Regions from separate parts of the Mus musculus genome. Here region 2 is linked to region 1. A link is a loop called in an ENCODE intact Hi-C map of the cell type or tissue named here. Cell type or tissue: heart. All regions are shown on one strand. Links, peaks and the distances in the headings refer to the core of each region. The heading gives the core; the rest is flanking DNA. Region 1 has its middle 7.9 kb from the start of Gm39674. Region 2 has its middle 10 kb from the start of Gm39675.

Region 1 (8,495 bases), core at 123-8,122:
CCTGGGGCTAGGGAGAGAGCTCAGTTGATAAAGCTTGAGAATCTGAGATCAAATCCACCACCTCCCTGTAAAAAACAAGCCAACCAACAAACAACAAAACCAAGCTCAGATGGCAGGGGTGGGGCAGAGGCTGGAAGACCATGCTCACTGGCTAGCCAATCGGTGAGTTCCAGATTCAGTGCGTGACCACGTCTCAAAAAAAAAAATAGTGGAGAAGCAATTGAGGAAGACAGCTGCGGTCCACCTTCCCTCCACATGCCAAATGCATGTCTACACATGTGCATAACCTCTATAATACTCACTAACACACACAAAAGAATTTAGTCCCTGCTCAGGCAAGGGTGCTGAGGGGGCAGATCAGGGTGCTAACAGCAAAACCCTAGGAGAGGATCAACTCAAAGGTGTTGTCAGGGGACTGTCAAGTCCACCAATCAAAGCATCGGCCACAGAAGACAGTGATTGCATGAAGTTGTTCCAGGAGACATTCAGGGCACAGATACAGAATGAGGACCAAGATTTATTGTCATGCAAAAAAGCAAGTTGGTCAAGAACTGTATACATCTAAAGTCATCTGCATTTGTTTTTAAATAAAGGCTTAGAAATAGTCTAAAAAGATTCTTGAGCAACTCCTAGCAGTGACGGTTCTATGGCATGGCCTCTTAGCCAGGCCAGTTCTGCCATGCAGCTTCCCTGAGAGAGCTGGCCATTTCTGTGGCTATGGCAACAAACAAACAAACAAACAAACAAACAAAAAACAGTGGCAGGATCACTGGCATCTAGGGGCTAAGACACTTCCAAACATGGTAGCCCCAGCTTCCAAACACAGTAGCCCCAGCAGCAAAGAATCGTCTTGACCTCGAGTGTACCTTGACAGAGGCTAAGAACCTTCAGGCGGTTCAAAGAGGAGGAACAGGGTTGATCGTGGATATGAGACTATTTTAATCTCCTGTGTCTGTGGCTCCTGGAAGCAGCAAGAAGAAAGCCTTGCTCTGAGCAGTAAGATGTGAACTGCAGGCATGCAGCAGAGGCTCAACACCAGTCCTTGCTCTGAGCTGCTGTTTCTGCCTCTGCAGAAAGACCTGCAGAGACATCTCCTCATAGGGGCTGCCTGCCTCCGTACCTTACCTGTAGGTCACCCCACAGGGGCCACCTAGTGTGGCGGAGAATGTGTGGGAGCGCCTTCCCAAGCCCAGCGCCAGCAGAAGCAGGAAAGCATGTTGTACTCTGGGACCCTGGAATCTGCCTCCAAGAGGCAAGAGGCTGAAGTTCCAACATGGCTTCTTGGTAAATAGGTAAATATCCTGTAACAATGGGCCTGCTGAACACTAAACAGAGGTGTGCCCACCTGGGAACTATATATATGTGTAGAGGAGTTCCCATCTTGCCTCTTTCTAGAGAACAATCCCGTCTGCTGGGGAAAACACAGATTCTAAAATGATTGACAACGAAATCCATGCCTAAAATGTGGTGGTTTCAATGTGTCTTTCTGAAGTTCAAGTGCTATAAACTCACCCTGCCTCCCCACACCACCCCAAATTTATATGCCAGTATCATGGGAGGTGAGGTCTCTGGCAGACAATTAGTATCAGATGAGGGCCTGAGAGTGGTGCCAGCAAGACAGAACTGATGGCTTTAGAAGAAAGGGAAGAACCAGACTGTGTTTTCCCGTCTGTCATGAGGTGCCATGTACCATTCAGGAGGCAGCACAAGGCCTTCACCAGATGCCAGGTCAATTCTTAGACCACTCAGCTTCTGGACTGTGAGCCAAATAAACCTGTTCTTTTAGAATTACCAGACTCGGGTACTTTGTTACAGCAACAGAAAACGGACTAAGAAACAGGGATAGTTGCTACTGGCACCTTCCTGCACATGCATTTTATGCAACTTCATTCACAGATATTGCAAATGTCACTGTGGAAAGAGATGAGGGGTGGGGGGAATTAAGAGTCTCATAACTCTAGAGCCTGGCCATCTGCCTCTGGGTAACTCTGACAATTGAGTCCCTGACTAGCTTGGGAGGCAGCAACAATTACTACCAAAATACGCGTCTTCTGGCCTCCCACCCCCACCCGTGCACACACTGGTTATTCTTATGCTGAAGATGAAGGGTCCCTAGCTGCTTTTCAGAACTGGGGCACATCTGATAGAGACATTCTGAGTTTGGGTTGTCACATTCTTGCCTGAGAAAGAGTTCAGCAACTTCACTTCCCCTGCGAGCGGGGCCTTGAATTTGACTTTACAAGTTTCTGGCAGGCATGGTTAAGGTGGAGCAGCTAAATGTCCTATGCAGTACTTGAGACTTACTTACTCCTTAAAAATTACTTGTTATTTATCTGAAATTGAGCATTTAATATTTTCATTTGTTTAAATCTAACAAGCTGGAGGTCCAGGCAGGAAGCGGGAACTCACTTGCATGGGTCTGAGCAGCTGGCATCGAGAGTAAAATGCTCTTCTTTTGCTCCATTGAGAGTCTTGTTTGCTTACCGTGAAAAATTGGATTCTGCGGGAAGCCTCAGTGGGAGATGCTTCTGAAAGTTCCAGAAAGTCTTGGGCTCTTGGGGCCTACCCAATCTACTTGGGAAAGGCTCTTCTGGAATCTATTTGATGAGTTTAAACTCCAGGCCATAGAGTTCAGGCTTCAAGACACCTCTTTGTTATAATCCCATTTGAAGCCCTAGTGAATCTGTAAGCCTGAGAAATCATTATTATCATGGGGTTGCAAACCGTGTGGGACTTGGAAGCACCCAAACCTGGGCAGAGGAAGCCCCTCCTCCTTTAGGGAGACTGACAGTTTATCTGGTTACTGAACACCTGCCATATACCCAGTCACACTGAGCATACTTCACCCTTACACCAACATCCTGGGCCAGGCCGCACAATGAGTTCTCTACAAAGGAGGCAAGAAGGCTCAGAGAGGTGGGCTCACTCCTTTGAGGTCATTCAGCTAAGAAATGGCAACAAAAGGATTTGAGCCGCTAGTTGAGTTTCTCTCTGCTGTCAGGGTGGCAGGCAAGACTGTGAGGCCCTGGGGCTGGTGGGAAAGAGAAAGTCAGCTCTCTTCAGCCTATGCACTTCAGAAAGGGACTGTCCCCTCAGGGAAGGCTGGGACCCCATCCAGAGCAGGAACAAAAATTTTAGAATTCTGTTCCATGCCTAAAAATAGCATCAAGCACCAATTTCATGCCAGGCATGGTTGCTAAGAGACCTTCCAGACGTCATCCCGTTTACCCTTAGAGCTGCAGGTGACGTCTATTGTATTATAGGTTTTTTAGCAAATGAGAGGACTGTGTCAAAGACACCAAGTGGAGGACCCAAGGCCACCTAGTGCTCAAACAGGATGAGGCCTTCCACACAGGCTGAAGGGGAGGAGGGAGGCACACAGGAAGTTGTGACTAGGAGCCTGCTCGGGCAGAGCATGAGTGTTCTCATTTCCTCCTGCTATTGTCACAAATTAGTACAAGCCCGGTGTCTTAGCAACACAGATTCATTATCTTCCAGGTTGGAAGGTTGGAAATCCACAATTGATTCCCCTGAGAAAAGGTCAAGGGGCCAGCAGGGCTACGCTGCTTCCTCCGTGCAGGAGATGATTCAGGAACCCATCTGGATCCTCCATCTGCTCTGGACCCAGAGAAAACCTTTTTATCAACAGCTGGAGCTGGTGTTAGTTGAGGCAAGGCTCTTTCAGCCTCTACACCTACAACTGAATCCCTTCTTCCTCATTCCACCTCCGCACACTGGAGGACTTGGGCTCAGCCTGGGGCCATTGTCGCTTCCCCAGCTTTATTACCTACCACCCCTGCGTGTTCACAGGGCCAGATGCACAGACTTAAATTCTATTGATGTCAATGTTTGACTCATTTGACAGCACGATGGATTATTTAGGGAGCTTTAAAATGTCCTGATGTCATCAAACCCGAGTGACTCCATCAGACTCCAGGGAATCCAAAATTTAAACGTAGATTTGTGTGACCAGAACCGCACTGGGGATACAACACAGTTCCAGCTCCCTAAAGTCTCTCGAGCTGGAGATGTGGCTTGGGAGCTTAGCATACTCCGTGCACTGCTTTAGAGAACAAGGCTCAGCTCTGCTTCCCTGGCTGGGCCTGCTCCCATGTTTTCAAAGGAGAAAAAAAGGAAGCCTGAAAAGTCCCTGCTAGAAGAGAAGACTGCAGCTGCCAGTCGGCTGCTCTGCAGAGCACACAGAGATCTTTCTCTCATTGTTTCCCCAGTAAGAACTGGACAAAGCTGTCTGAAGGAAGCCCTGAGTCGAGGAACCCCCTCTTCTTCACTGCACAGCATGGCTGCTAATTTCATGGCCATAACTAGAGGTCAAGGAAAGGTGGTGATGTAGGCAGAAAAGAGAGGGATGGGAGGGAGTCTCAAACTCCAGAATCTTAGCTGAGGATGATATACATCAAGCGGTGTGGGAGGGGGGCTTGAGGTGGCATAGAATTCCATATAAGCTTGTTCATGCCCAGGTGAGCCAGTCCTCAGAGGGGCTGGGGTCACGTTTTATGTGGTGATGTTTGTATACTTAGTTCCTCCTGTGTGTCAGCACCTTACTCCATCTCTGTCTTTACCATATCCCAGAGAGTAGCTAACCTTAATGGTTCTTTTGTACTTATAGAAAAAGTGTTCAGAAAGAGTAAGAAACATAGCCTGGGACGTGCAGAATAAGGGGATGCCACGGCTGAGATTTGGCTACAGAGTGTCTCCAACTGAGGACAGTGAAGCTTAGAGACTGTCAGAGGCTGTGACAGCATGGAAGCCATGTGTATTTGGAAGAAAGATGCTTTGTAGCTGGAATCTGAATCTTTCCCCAGTCCAGCTGTAAGTGGTACAATTCTCCTTTGAGAAGCTGGGCAGACAGCTGAGCAGGATACAGCTCCCAGGCAGCCTCGGGTCAGCAGGCTGTGTTCCTGAGCTGGGATTGGAAGGCTAAGTGGATTTAGTGTGTTTCCAACTTATGTTTTCTACTTATGATAGGGTGTTTTGTTGCTATGAAGAGACACCATGACCAAAGCAACACTTATAAAGGAAAACATTTCATTGGGGCAGGCTCACAGTTTCGGAGGTTTAATCAGTTTTCATGGTGAGAAACATGGTGCTGGGGGAGCTCTCAATCTTGATCTGAAGGCAACCAGGAGACTCTCTCTTCCATACTGGGTGGAGCTTGAGCACTAGGAGCCCTCAAAGCCCACCTACCCAGTGACGCACTTCCTCCAACAAGGTCACTCCTCCTAACAGTGCCACTTCCCATGGACCAAGCATATTCAAACCATCACATGGAATTATGAAGACATAACTGTATGGTAAGTCAAGCAAGCATCTGTACATTATAATAGTGCCCACTATGGACTTATACTCTGTGCCCAGCCCTGTGAAGAACTGTGTCCTCTGGAGTCCATCCAGGGCCTCCAGGGTGTCATCCAGGGGCTGTTGTTCCAGGTAACTTAAAGGAACCCCTTACTGTAGGTTGAACGTCAGACTGGGAGTAGCATTCTTGTTCAAGCTGACCCACTCATCTGTGTTTCCATCCATTCGTCTACTCATTCACTTAGCATACCTTCACTCAAGGCTATGTATGACCTACTCTGTACCACTCGGTGCCAAGACCTGACCCTTTCACAGCCTTCCGGTGATGAGGGTCTCAATGAAGAAAGAAGCAGACATGGGTGTGCTGGTGTAGCTGAGAGGGCGCCAAGAAGGCAGAAAGATCAGGTAGACAGTCAGTGGCTGAAGAAGGCAGAGGGATGGGCTGATCAGAGAAGTGGACAAGCAGGTGCTCAGCAGGTGCACAGCTCACAGAGCCCAGGAGAACTGAACACAGGCTGCTCCTGGAGACAGGTTTGTGGCCAGTTCTTAATTTGCACACAGCATCTGTAGTAACAGGTTCACCTAGCAGCCAGTGCCTTTGTCCTTGCCCTGGGGCCTCTCCAAAGACATGTTCCTGGCTGCAACTGCTTTGGTTACCATCAATGACCTATCCCTCTCTACGGAGGGACATGCATGGGTCACCAGTTCCTGGGAGCCTAGGTCAAAGACTCCTTCCTGCAAGTCTCCAGCCAGGATGCACCTCTGTTGGGCCTCCAAAGTCTTCACAGCTTGAGGCTTTATTAAATCTCCTCTGCCAGGGCAGAGAAAGTTAAGAAAAATAAGGCTGAAGTCAGTCAGCGGGTCTCCTGGGGGCTCCTGTCCCCTAGAAAGCTTCTCTGTGAGCTCAGAACTTCCTTCTAGTCCTCAGCCTTCAATCCAGCCCAGCCCAAAGAAAGCAAAATGTTGACAACGAACAAAGTTTCCTCGACCTCTGCGTTTTTCCTTGAATATTTATTCTCTGCACTTATCTGCTCACCTGTTTATTTCCTTGCAGGCAGGCACTGATTCAGCTGAGAGTTACAGAGGACCTACTCCATGAGTTACCAGGAAGAACAAATAGAGGCGGAGTCTCCCTTGGTTTCCTAAGCCAAGCCAAGGGGTGGGGACGAGAGGATGGGGAGCAGAAAGGATGGGATGGGGAGCGGCTACCATAGTAACACACAGTGCGTGGTTGTATGATCAAACTACTATTGGAATACAGAACACAAAGTACTTAATTTCTTGGGGGAACCAGTAGAGGTTTCCCAGCAGAGGTGACATTTAAATGGGTCTTGCAGAATCAATGGGACTTTGCTAAGCAAATCACGCAAGACATTGTCATTCCAGGTAGAGAGGGACACGAGTGTGGCCGACTCAGGAAGTAAGGGGCAGAACCAAGAGAAAGAAAACAGAAGAGCCTCTCACGCAGCTGTTTGCACCCAGCTCCCAGTTAATTTTCATAAGCATCTGGAGTATGGCCCACTTCCACTGCTAGGCAGAAAGAGACTTTGAGCAGGGAGGTCACTTGCCAAAGGCCACACAGGCCAGCAAGAGGCTGAATCAGGATTTGTGCTATGTTGGTTGACACCTGCATTCTCCACTCCACTCACAGGCTGAGATGGTGAGATGACAGCAGCCATGCCAAGGAACCCTAACTGGTGGCTTGGCAGCATGGGAGAAGACAGCAGTGCCAAAGCCCTTTCTTTTTCCTCCATGCCAAGCCTGAAGCCTTGGCATGGCAGGATCCACCTCTGTAATGCCCCACACTATCTGTCTGTGTCATTCAGGCCTAAGAGGACTGTGGGAAGAGCCACCATTGCTTAGTTTCTTATAGGAGCTGGGGTCTCATCAGCAAGCAGAGGCCAGGTGCTGATGGGCACTCTTTCTAAGACCCAGCAGCCATATAATTACAGGCCGGCTGGTAAGAAGTGTGGGTGGGCTGGGACCACATGGAAGAAAGGGGCAGTCATGCCTGTTGAGGCCTGCAGGAGGGCTCTGTGGAGGCTACCAGCTCAGCGTCTTGCTGTCTAGAGACCACACACATACTGGCTCGGGAGACAGACATGGGAGATGGGAAGGAGCCATGCTGAGTACTGGCCATGGGCCAAGGGCTAATCAGGTCTTCATCCCTACTCTCACATGTAAACCCCCAGCCCCAACCCCACCCCCAGAGCCTAGAGAGAAAGGTGTTCTGTCTGTTTCATAGAGAAAATAAGGTTTCCAGAAGTGAAACAAATCACTCCTGGGTCGCACCACTTGAGGTTCCAACTCAGCTTCAGGGAATCTAAACGTCTGAGGAGAGAAAGAAGCTGTGATGCCGTGGCCTTACTAAGGACCAGTACTAAGGACAGGAAGAGGGGACGTCATTTAAATGTCAAAGCAGAGGTTGGCATCAGAAGATTGGGGGTTTAAGGACCTTTCTGTCTTTGTCTTTTCTTGTTCTCAGTTGTTAGGGAGATGTGTCACCCTGGGGCCCCTACATCAGGCTGTGCCTCTGAGCACCTCCACACTGTCCTCTCCTGCCACAGGTCCTCCCCCGTTATCAGAAGATGTCCATCAACTTTGGCTGGGACACCCTTAAGGGTGCCAAAGAGTTCTGACAAATCTACTGGAGCTACCACTGTGGGTAAATAAAGTCTGCCAGCTTGGGATCCCTCTCATCTGCTCTGGTAGCATTAGCTGTCTCCACTCACCAAGGACTTACAAGACTTACATGTGCTATGGCCAGGTGATCCCACAGAAGCATCAGCTGGAGCCTGTAAGAAGAGCCACTTGTCACTAGATCGTCCCCAAACGGACTCGTCCCAAACTGTTCAAAACAGGCGAGTGAAGTCTAGGATGAGCCTCCTGCTACAGTGTCCCCAACAGGCCCATTCCTTATTGTATTGCTCGCTCGCCAACCTGTGCCATTACTGGGAGTTTGTGGAGGCTTAAGAGGGGTGGCCTAGTGGGAGGAAGTGAAATCACTGAGGCGTGCTCTTGAACGGGGTACTGGGGCCCAGACCCCATTCTTTTCCTCTATTTGTTTTAGCTTCCAGACATGATGTGATAGCTTCTTTTGCCACGCGCTCCCAGCCTGATTCTGCCAAAAGCCAGGGTCGAGATGACTGCAGACCCAAACTTCCACCTCCAAGAGCAAC
Region 2 (8,495 bases), core at 115-8,114, 88 kb before region 1:
TCACAGAATTCTCTTCAGTTCCTTTGAGAAAGGCATTTCAGTGGGGCATTGCTATGTGGTTTTAAATATCGAGACACCTGAACGCTAGCTTAAGGAGAAAAGAGTATTGAAAGGTGTTTTAGAAGCCTGTCGTGACCTCCATCCTTCTCCTTCTTCTCCTCCTTGTCCCTCAGACGGTTTCCATCTGTTTTACACAGCACGGGCACCCATGGACTCCTGGGTTAAAGGAACCTCAGCTCTCTCTTTAGAGAGCGCTTTGGCCTGAAACATGCAGAAAGAGCACCTGCGAGTGTTAAGCTTTACTTGGGGCACTTGGGCTATAGTAGTGTAGATTTTAAAGGGGAACAAAGAGGAAGAAGAGAAGTCCCAGTTCTGTTGGAGGTATCACTTCCAGTGAGATTATGAATGGTCAGCTGATCTCTATTGCTAATCCAATTGTCATTCCCAGGGGAAGAGTCATGTGGCCCTGGCTAAAAGCCAGTTCCGGGGGAGGAGCCAGATGAGGAATCCAGACTGCCCTGCCTGTCTTGGAAGTCCCTTGGACCAGAAGGCTTCAATACACAGTTGAGCTAGTTTTAACAAAAGTCCAGCCCCGCTATCATGGTACTGCTTTTTTCAAGGTCCCATCGGTGTTCTGTCCCGGGTGCCCTATATTTTTATCCTCATCTTGGTCTCTTTCATATTACGTTTGACCCACAGTTGCTCCATATTCGTGTTGTAACTGACTAAACCACATCTTTTCCAAATACTTTTCGCCTTCTCCACCGGAGTGTCCTGGTTAGCACTAAATGCCAACTTGACAGCCTAGAATCGCCTTAGAAAGGACTTTCAGACAAGCAGTTTTCTTGATCGTGTTGGTCTTTGGGTTTGTCTGTGAAAAATTGTCTTAATAGGTAATGGCTGTAGACTGACCCAGGTCACTGTGGAAGATGCCATTTCCTGGGCAAGTGATTCTGCGATGTCTTAGAAGTCTAGCTAAGCCTGAGCTGGTGAATGAGGCAGCAAGCAATATTCTTCTATCATTTTTGCCTCATGTCCCTGCCCTGTCTGCCTTCAGTGACAGACTGTGACCTAGATGTGGAAGCCACATAAATCCTTCCTCCTGCTGAGTTGCTCTGGCTTGTCACAGCAGCAGGAAGAAAGCTAGGATAGTGACTGAACCTTCTTAAAGGGGAAATGCGGACTCTCCCTGTTCTGCTTCATGCTACAAGCTCAGACAGAGCCAGGAGTAACAGAACACTGAAAGGGTGACTGTACTACAACTGCTGTTCTCTGGGTGGGCTCCTCTAAGGCAGGGATGCTGCTTGTACAGCTGGGTCTAGCCATGGGAGCCTGAATGGCCCTTGTCAGAGCACCCATCTTCCTTGCTCTGCAGGCTGGGGACACCATGGCCTGGATAGTTAGGGCTCTCTCATGTCTCCATTTGGTGGCTGTTGTGATCAGCTTTGCTGGTGTCAACTGTCACTTTTCAGCTGGTAAAGCTCTAGACATCCCTGTGCTCCTGCTATTTCTCCATCTTTCGTTTTAATGTGAGCCATTGCACATTCCATACTAGAGCAGATTACATCAGATGCTGCACTTGCCAGCCTCAGCACTAAGCTGTGCTTCTCACTGTCACAGCAGAAAGCCAACCTGGTTTATGGTAGTTTATACTACAGAGACAACTTCCGAGGATCCCTGAAGTGGAGGGGCCTGGTGGGTTCTGTCTTTTCCTGGTAGTTAAAAGCATGGTAGCCTGGGTCAAGAGACTAGGCTGCAGTTCCACTGGAGGCCCTTTCTCTGCATGGTCCTATGCACGAAACTTAACCCTTGGGTTCTCAGGTTCTCTGTGGAATCATTTTGACCTGAAATCAGGACACTGCATATGAAGTGCTTATCGTGGTTCCTGGTACATGGTAATGACCTAATACCCAGCAGCCATTGCTAATATATAGTTTACACTCTGATGCTTGAGTTTGGTCACATAACATCTCCTCAGTAACAGCCTGTAGGAACCAAGCTTCATCAGAAAGTTGCAAAGTTGTGGCAGTCTCCTATGTTTCCAGGACTGTCATAGGGATGAACTGGAACAATGGGTATACTCACCCATATGCATCGGCGCCTCTCAAATCTTACCCATTGATTCTTCTTAGCAAATCTAAGGATAGGTAATATATGCAATTTTACACACAAGGAAATAGAGGCATTAATAGGTAGGTTAAGAAACTGGCTCAACCCAAAAGTTAGTAAGTGGATAATTAGACTCCTTACCATGCCAATGACCACTGTCTTCTCTATGGTTTGAGGTGCTTGGCACGAGTAGGAGATTTTTAAAAAATAAGAATGACATTTCTACACATTGCTGAAGTATAAACAAAAAAAGAGGCTACAGAGCCTAACAGCTATTTAGAGCAGCATCCATGGAGTCCTTGGGAAATGAAACCAGGCAACTATGGAAGAAGAAAGGATCCAAACTCCTTAGTGAGTGCTGGCTGTTCCCCTGGGAGCTTAGCGGGTATGATGCTATGGAGTCCTGTGAAACACCATGAGTGACAGGTCATGGTCCATGTGAACTCTATCCCCACATACCTCTGAAGTTCTTGGTCTGAGAACAGACCTGAGAGCTTTTCCTAAGAGGTGGGAAGAAAAACAACTCCAATTGTCAGCCCCAGCTGACCAGCACACAGGATGTGTGAAGATTTGAATGGCCAAATTTCCAGGCTTATTTTCCACCAGTCCAGCAAAAATATATGCACAAGGCATAGCAGCCTCTAGGCCAGATACCTAGAGGTGTCCGTCAGTGGCCTGGAGGAAACAGATGGCACCATTCAAATTAAACAAAATGTGAGGAGAGTTTAATAAAGAAGAGGTCTGTTCTCAGACCAAGAACTTCAGAAGTATGTGGGGATAGAGTTTACATGGACCATGGGAACTGTGCGCCTGTCACACACGTGGGGACAGAGTTCACGTGGACCAAAGGTGAGGGGAGACCCATGAGACAGGGTACAATTCCCTGGGGCTGGTCATCTCCCCTGGGCCTTTGGGTCCAGGGATAGAGAGCACCCTGGAGGCAGCCACCTGGCAGGAAGTAGGGCTTTTGTCAGAGGGACCCACACCACACATTGTGGACTTGTACGTGAGAAGATGGGGGTGTAAATATCCCAGCCATCCTCATTTCATCAGAGTTCTCAATCCTGTTTTCTTCACCAGGACCTACAGGGGAAGTCGCAGTCTCCCAAGGCACAGGAAGACAGAGCGCACAGGCTGCAAGGGTCTGGGTACAATTCCCGAGGGGAAGTCTCAGGAACATTGGTACCCAGGAAAGCTATTGTTACTTTGAAACTGAAAATTTCCAGGCAAAGCGTAAGTTTGGGGTCCCAGAGATAATAGTCTGATTCTTGTATTGTGAAGAAAGGGAACTAAGGCATGCCTGACATTGCCTTCTGTCCCTTACATATCATATGAGAGTCTCTTAACCCACTCAAAGTGAGTTGGGTCTGAAAATGGCCATGCTCTTGATGGGCCACGCAAGAGATAGCCCAAGAGGATTGCTAGTCCCTTATGTCCCTCACAATCAGCTCGTCTTCATGGATTTGTTTGTGTTCGTTTCATATGCACAAATAAAGCATGTGATATTCCTTAGTTTATTTGGGAGAGCCCTCCCCCGTACCAAGGTCTGCACATGCTCCAGTCCCTTACATAAAACAATGCAGTACCTACATATAACCACATATTTGTGCCTGTGTACATGTCTAGATTATCTCAGCACCTCATGCAATGTAAGTGCTCCGTACATAGTAACTGTACTGTATTATTTAGGAAGTAAAAAATGGGGAAGAGTCTATACGTGTTTGGCCATAGTACTGTTGTTCTTTATTTATTCTTGACCTTGGGTTGAATCCATGGCTGCGGGAGCCATAGATAGAAAGGGGCAAGTATTTCCAGTTAAAGTATGGGATGCACCTGCAGCGCACAATGCCATGTTTTATTTGTTTCCGTATGCCCAGAACCTGCCACAAGGCTGACATACCATAGAATTCCAATAAGCATTTATTATGTGTGTGTTTCTGTGGCCCTCAGATTCCCACTGAGTGGCATTTATTAAGCCCTTACTACTTTCCAAGCGTTGTCTCTGGCCATTCTCATCTCAGTATTCTAATTTAATATTCATAACCACTCTACTTATCTTACCCTCACTTTTATAAACACTGGAACCAAGGCTCGGAAAGACAAAAGAGGCAGACCGTGGGTTTTAATAAGGTTTTTGGTTGCTTCCCTGATTGAATGTTTCATCCTCTTCTGTTCTGAAGCCGTCTCTGGATTGGTCACTGAACAGTTACTTCATGCATATGCATGGGCTGACGGCATGAATGAGTCCCCCAGAGTCTGCAGCGTGCTTTGTGCATCTCTGAGCCTACCACTGAGTGTGCTGGCTTGCTGGCAGTTGTCATTCCACTTTCTAAAACCGAGTTAAAATAATTTCAGTTAACATAGTTGTCCATAATTAGGGGCTGTGGTGTGATGTCTCAATACATGCACACCATGTGAACTGATCAGGGAGTTTCTGTTTCCCTTTCTGTCATTATTTTGTTTGGGGCCTTTGAGCTTCTCTCCACTACTTATTCATAAACCAGACAATGGACCGTTGTGAGGTGCAGTCCTCCCCTGTGCTGGAGAACACTAGCACTTATTTTTTTTGTCTAAATGTCTTTGATGCCCAAACTGCTCATCTCCTCTGAGCACACTGCCAACAAGAGCATTCATAGTGTCTGCCTAACTAGAACCCATTATGCGGCATGAGCTTGCGATGATCCAGTAAGGTGGATGCTGGCGCTGGTCTTGGTTCTACTTTAGAGACAAGAGCCTGGTGATGTCACATTTGGCTTTCTCCATTAATTCAGAACACATACATTGCTGGCAGTTTCTTCTGAGGAATGGTTGAAATGAAATTGTCAAGTGCATCCCCCTTGGGTGATCTGAAATGGAGCTGCCAAAATATTTGCCAGTGACATCCACCTGTCTTAGAAGAATCACGCGCGCGCACGCGCGCACACACACACACAGAGAGAGAGAGAGAGAGACAGAGACAGAGACAGAGACAGAGACAGAGACAGAGAGACATAGTCACAGACACAGAGAAAGACAGAGACAGAGAGAACAGGGGCAGGTAAGATGTCTGAGTAGTGTGGAAGTGTGGAAGTCTGAGGACCTGAGTTGGATCCCTAGTGGAAGAACCAACAGTTGTCCTTTGTCCTTTGACCTGCACAGAGGAGCAGTGGTCCACATGCCTGCACTGCCTCCCACCACTGACAAACAACTTTAAAACTGTAAAGAGAGGATAAATACTGAAAGCGGCTCCCCGTTGAACACAACCTGCATTCACCTCTATCTTCTCACCTATTGTGTCCTCCGTCTACACTGCCCCAAAGAGGAGGCACGCATAGCTCTGACATACATGATACATGATACATGATACATGAGGGTCCATATATGCCCATTCCCCATATATGTTAGTTGTGTTTTGGAGACAATGGCTTTGCGGTGATAAGGGAGTTGTTCTCGGGGCATATCTGCCTGTCTGGCTCTTGTCCTTGGGTGGGACCAGACCTAGGCTCATCATTTTTTGCTTTATTTTACTAAGGATTCAAAGAAGATTTGGATCTGGTCTAGAAAATCATGTTCCTGACCGTGGTAGGTGGTGTGGGGTTGGGATAGGGAGGCAGGCAGGGAGAGTCTTATTTCCAGACTGCTTTCTAAAACCTAAGGCTTTGCATGACAAGTGTTTCTTCTTCCTTTGAGTCCTTAGAGCTCTTTCTCTAGCCCTGTGGGGCAGCCCTTGTCTCAGGTTACTCCTTACCTTCCTTTCCAAGCAGGAAGCTAGTTAAAGGCAGCTCAGCATCTAGTCCTTCTTTGTCCCCTTCCAGGCCCAAACTCTCACATTTCCTGACCTAGAATATGGGAGTAGGAGGCAGCGTATCATGTATGTCAGAGCAGTGACACAGCTTATCATGTATGTCAGAGTTGTAATGCACCACACCATGCATGTCAGAGCAGTGACACAGCTTATCATGAATGTCAGAGCTGTGATGCACCGCATCATGCATGTATGAGCTGTGACACAGCTTATCATGTATGTCAGAGCTGTGATTCACCACACCATGCATGTCAGAGCAGTGACACAGCTTATCATGTATGTCAGAGCTGTGATTCACCACACCATGCATGTCAGAGCAGTGACACAGCTTATCATGTATGTCAGAGCTGTGATTCACCACATCATGCATGTCAGAGCAGTGACACAGCTTATCATGAATGTCAGAGCTGTGATGCACCGCATCATGCATGTATGAGCTGTGACACAGCTTATCATGAATGTCAGAGCTGTGATGCACCACATCATGCATGTCAGAGCAGTGACACAGCTTATCATGTATGTCAGAGCTGGGACTGCTTCCTCTTTGGGACAGTTTAGATGGTGTACATGGTAGGTAGAGGAGAGTGGTGAAAGAACAGGCCACAGAGATAGCAAAGGTGAGACTGGCCTTGAGAATCAGCTTGCTTCTCCTTTTGATCTTTCTCCAGCCTCACACTAGTCTGCAGGTGCCCAGCCAAAGTCAGTAGGCAGGAGGGGGGGGTGAAAAGTGTGGGATCCAGCAAACTAAAAAGGAACAAGCCAGTATTTCCAAGCAGCACACTGGCATGTTAGAGGAATGGATCTAGGCTCTCTTCTGAGGTTACAAGAAGAAAGTCACTGACTCCAGGTCAGAGGATGAGACACTTAAGGAGCAGCAGGGCATCAGGAGCCCAACTCTGGAGTGATTATTCGACTGGGCTTTGTGAGGGGGCTCTTCACTGAGACACTAATATTCTGTGCAGTATGCACACATGAGAATGTGCAGTGGAGTTGGGGAGTCTCTGCCCTCAGGTTATATTACTTCTGTTCAGATCCCAGTACTTCTGCTTCCTAGCTGTCCCAGTTTAGGCATGATTCCTTACTCAGAGGAGTGAAGCAGGCGGCTCAATGGCCTTCGCTCAGTGTTTCTCCATGGCATCTCATCTCATTGACTCATGTTTCTGTGGTGTCGGAGTGGAACCCAGGGCCATGCACGTGCTAGGTTAATGCTCTACCACATAGCAGCCCCCCTAGCTCGAACTAATTCCTTTTACGTTAGGAAAGGCAGAGAGCACCTTCTGCTTCTGACCTACCTCTCACATGGGCTGGGACCATTCAGCAGAGTGGGGTGCCGCAAACTGGAGCCATATGTGTAGAGTTTAATCCTGGCCCTTCCCTTTTCAAGTTTGGTAACCTGGAGCAACTTGCCTGGCTTCCCCTTGCCTCAGTTTTCTAGTCTTGTGAGGTGGGGAGGACTTGGCCCTTTGTCTTAAGAGTTCTTAGGACCATGGTTCTTTGGAAGGAGATGGCTGATGCAGAGCAAGTGTCCAGCAAATGTGAGTTATTACAATGCTATGTTTCTCTGGCATTTTCAGATGACAGTGTTTCATGGTTAAACTGTCCCTTCCCCAGCCTGCTGCTGAGCCAGAGAACTCAGATCTGCAGGGCAGCAAAGAAACGCTTCTTCATCTTGCTGTGATGTCAGGAGGGCTCCTTATCAATAATGGAACAGTTTTTCCAGGAACCCAATCTAGAGAGCGCAGCACCCTGGCTGCTGCAGGGCCTGGCTGGCTGGTGTTCCGGGAAGACGCTGGGCAGAGAGGAGTGTTATCTTGGATATGTCTTGCCTGCTATGTGAGCAGAGGCGGGGCATGCCTGTCTTGAAACAGGGCTCTTCAGTGCTCCCACATTGTGCTACAACAGGCCCAGGCAGACAGCCCTATACCTAACCTGCTGTGTTCAAGGCACAAGACTGGAATCATTAGTGTGGCAGCCATTCTGAGTGTCCTCTCTTCCCTTGCCGTTCATCTCCAAGCCTTCTGAGTCCAGATGGCTTTGTTTCCAAATGGATCCCACATCTTCCCCTATCTTAGGACACAGAGCTCACTCCTGCTTGCCTTGGTGCCTAAAGCAGTGTCACCTTGCTTCCCTGATCTCTATGCAGCCTCCTATGTGCCACTTCAGTGCACATAAGCATGCACATCCGCACATGTATGCATACGCATGCAGACACAGACACACTAGCATCAAAGGCTCGTCTAAATACATTTTGATTTGTCACCCCCATGCCAGAACCTTCCAGGCCTGAACTCAACTTGATGTTCTATCTCTTTACTTGGACCCTGTGTCAGCCTCTGTCCACCATCATCCTATGCCCTTCTGGTCATGCTGCTCCTGCTTCCACACGTGTCCCAGTGTGAGTTAGTTCTAACCTTTGGACCTTCACCCTTGATGTCCTTGCTATGGCTGACTCCTATTCGCCACACAGCTTCTGGGTCATAAATAGAACCTTCCCAGAGGAACTTTCCCTTACTACAGTGGCCATGTGCTTTCATCTTTTCTGCCTGTTGTAGACCTGAACATTTTTACCGCAAGACTCATCTCAAGTAGAACCTGCCTGCTT

What was found. Peaks named below come from ENCODE experiments on the same cell type or tissue, not always from the same donor. Only the 100,000 strongest peaks of a DNase experiment are listed, where the experiment ranks them.
Region 2: it touches region 1 in a loop (1.9-fold over the local background); 4 of 42 quality-filtered maps call a loop at or near these places.

The regions. Positions count from the first base shown.
Region 1 is chr11:31,754,940-31,763,434 of GRCm38, reverse strand. No RefSeq gene overlaps it. Among named protein-coding and RNA genes, the nearest start is that of Gm39674, 7.9 kb to the right of the region's middle. In heart, for the core only: a CTCF peak has its summit at 3,326; a DNase peak (open chromatin) is centred at 3,364; H3K27ac peaks cover 1,140 bases.
Region 2 is chr11:31,843,188-31,851,682 of GRCm38, reverse strand. No RefSeq gene overlaps it. Among named protein-coding and RNA genes, the nearest start is that of Gm39675, 10 kb to the right of the region's middle. In heart, for the core only: no CTCF peak of the experiment used is centred there; a DNase peak (open chromatin) is centred at 472; H3K27ac peaks cover 1,757 bases.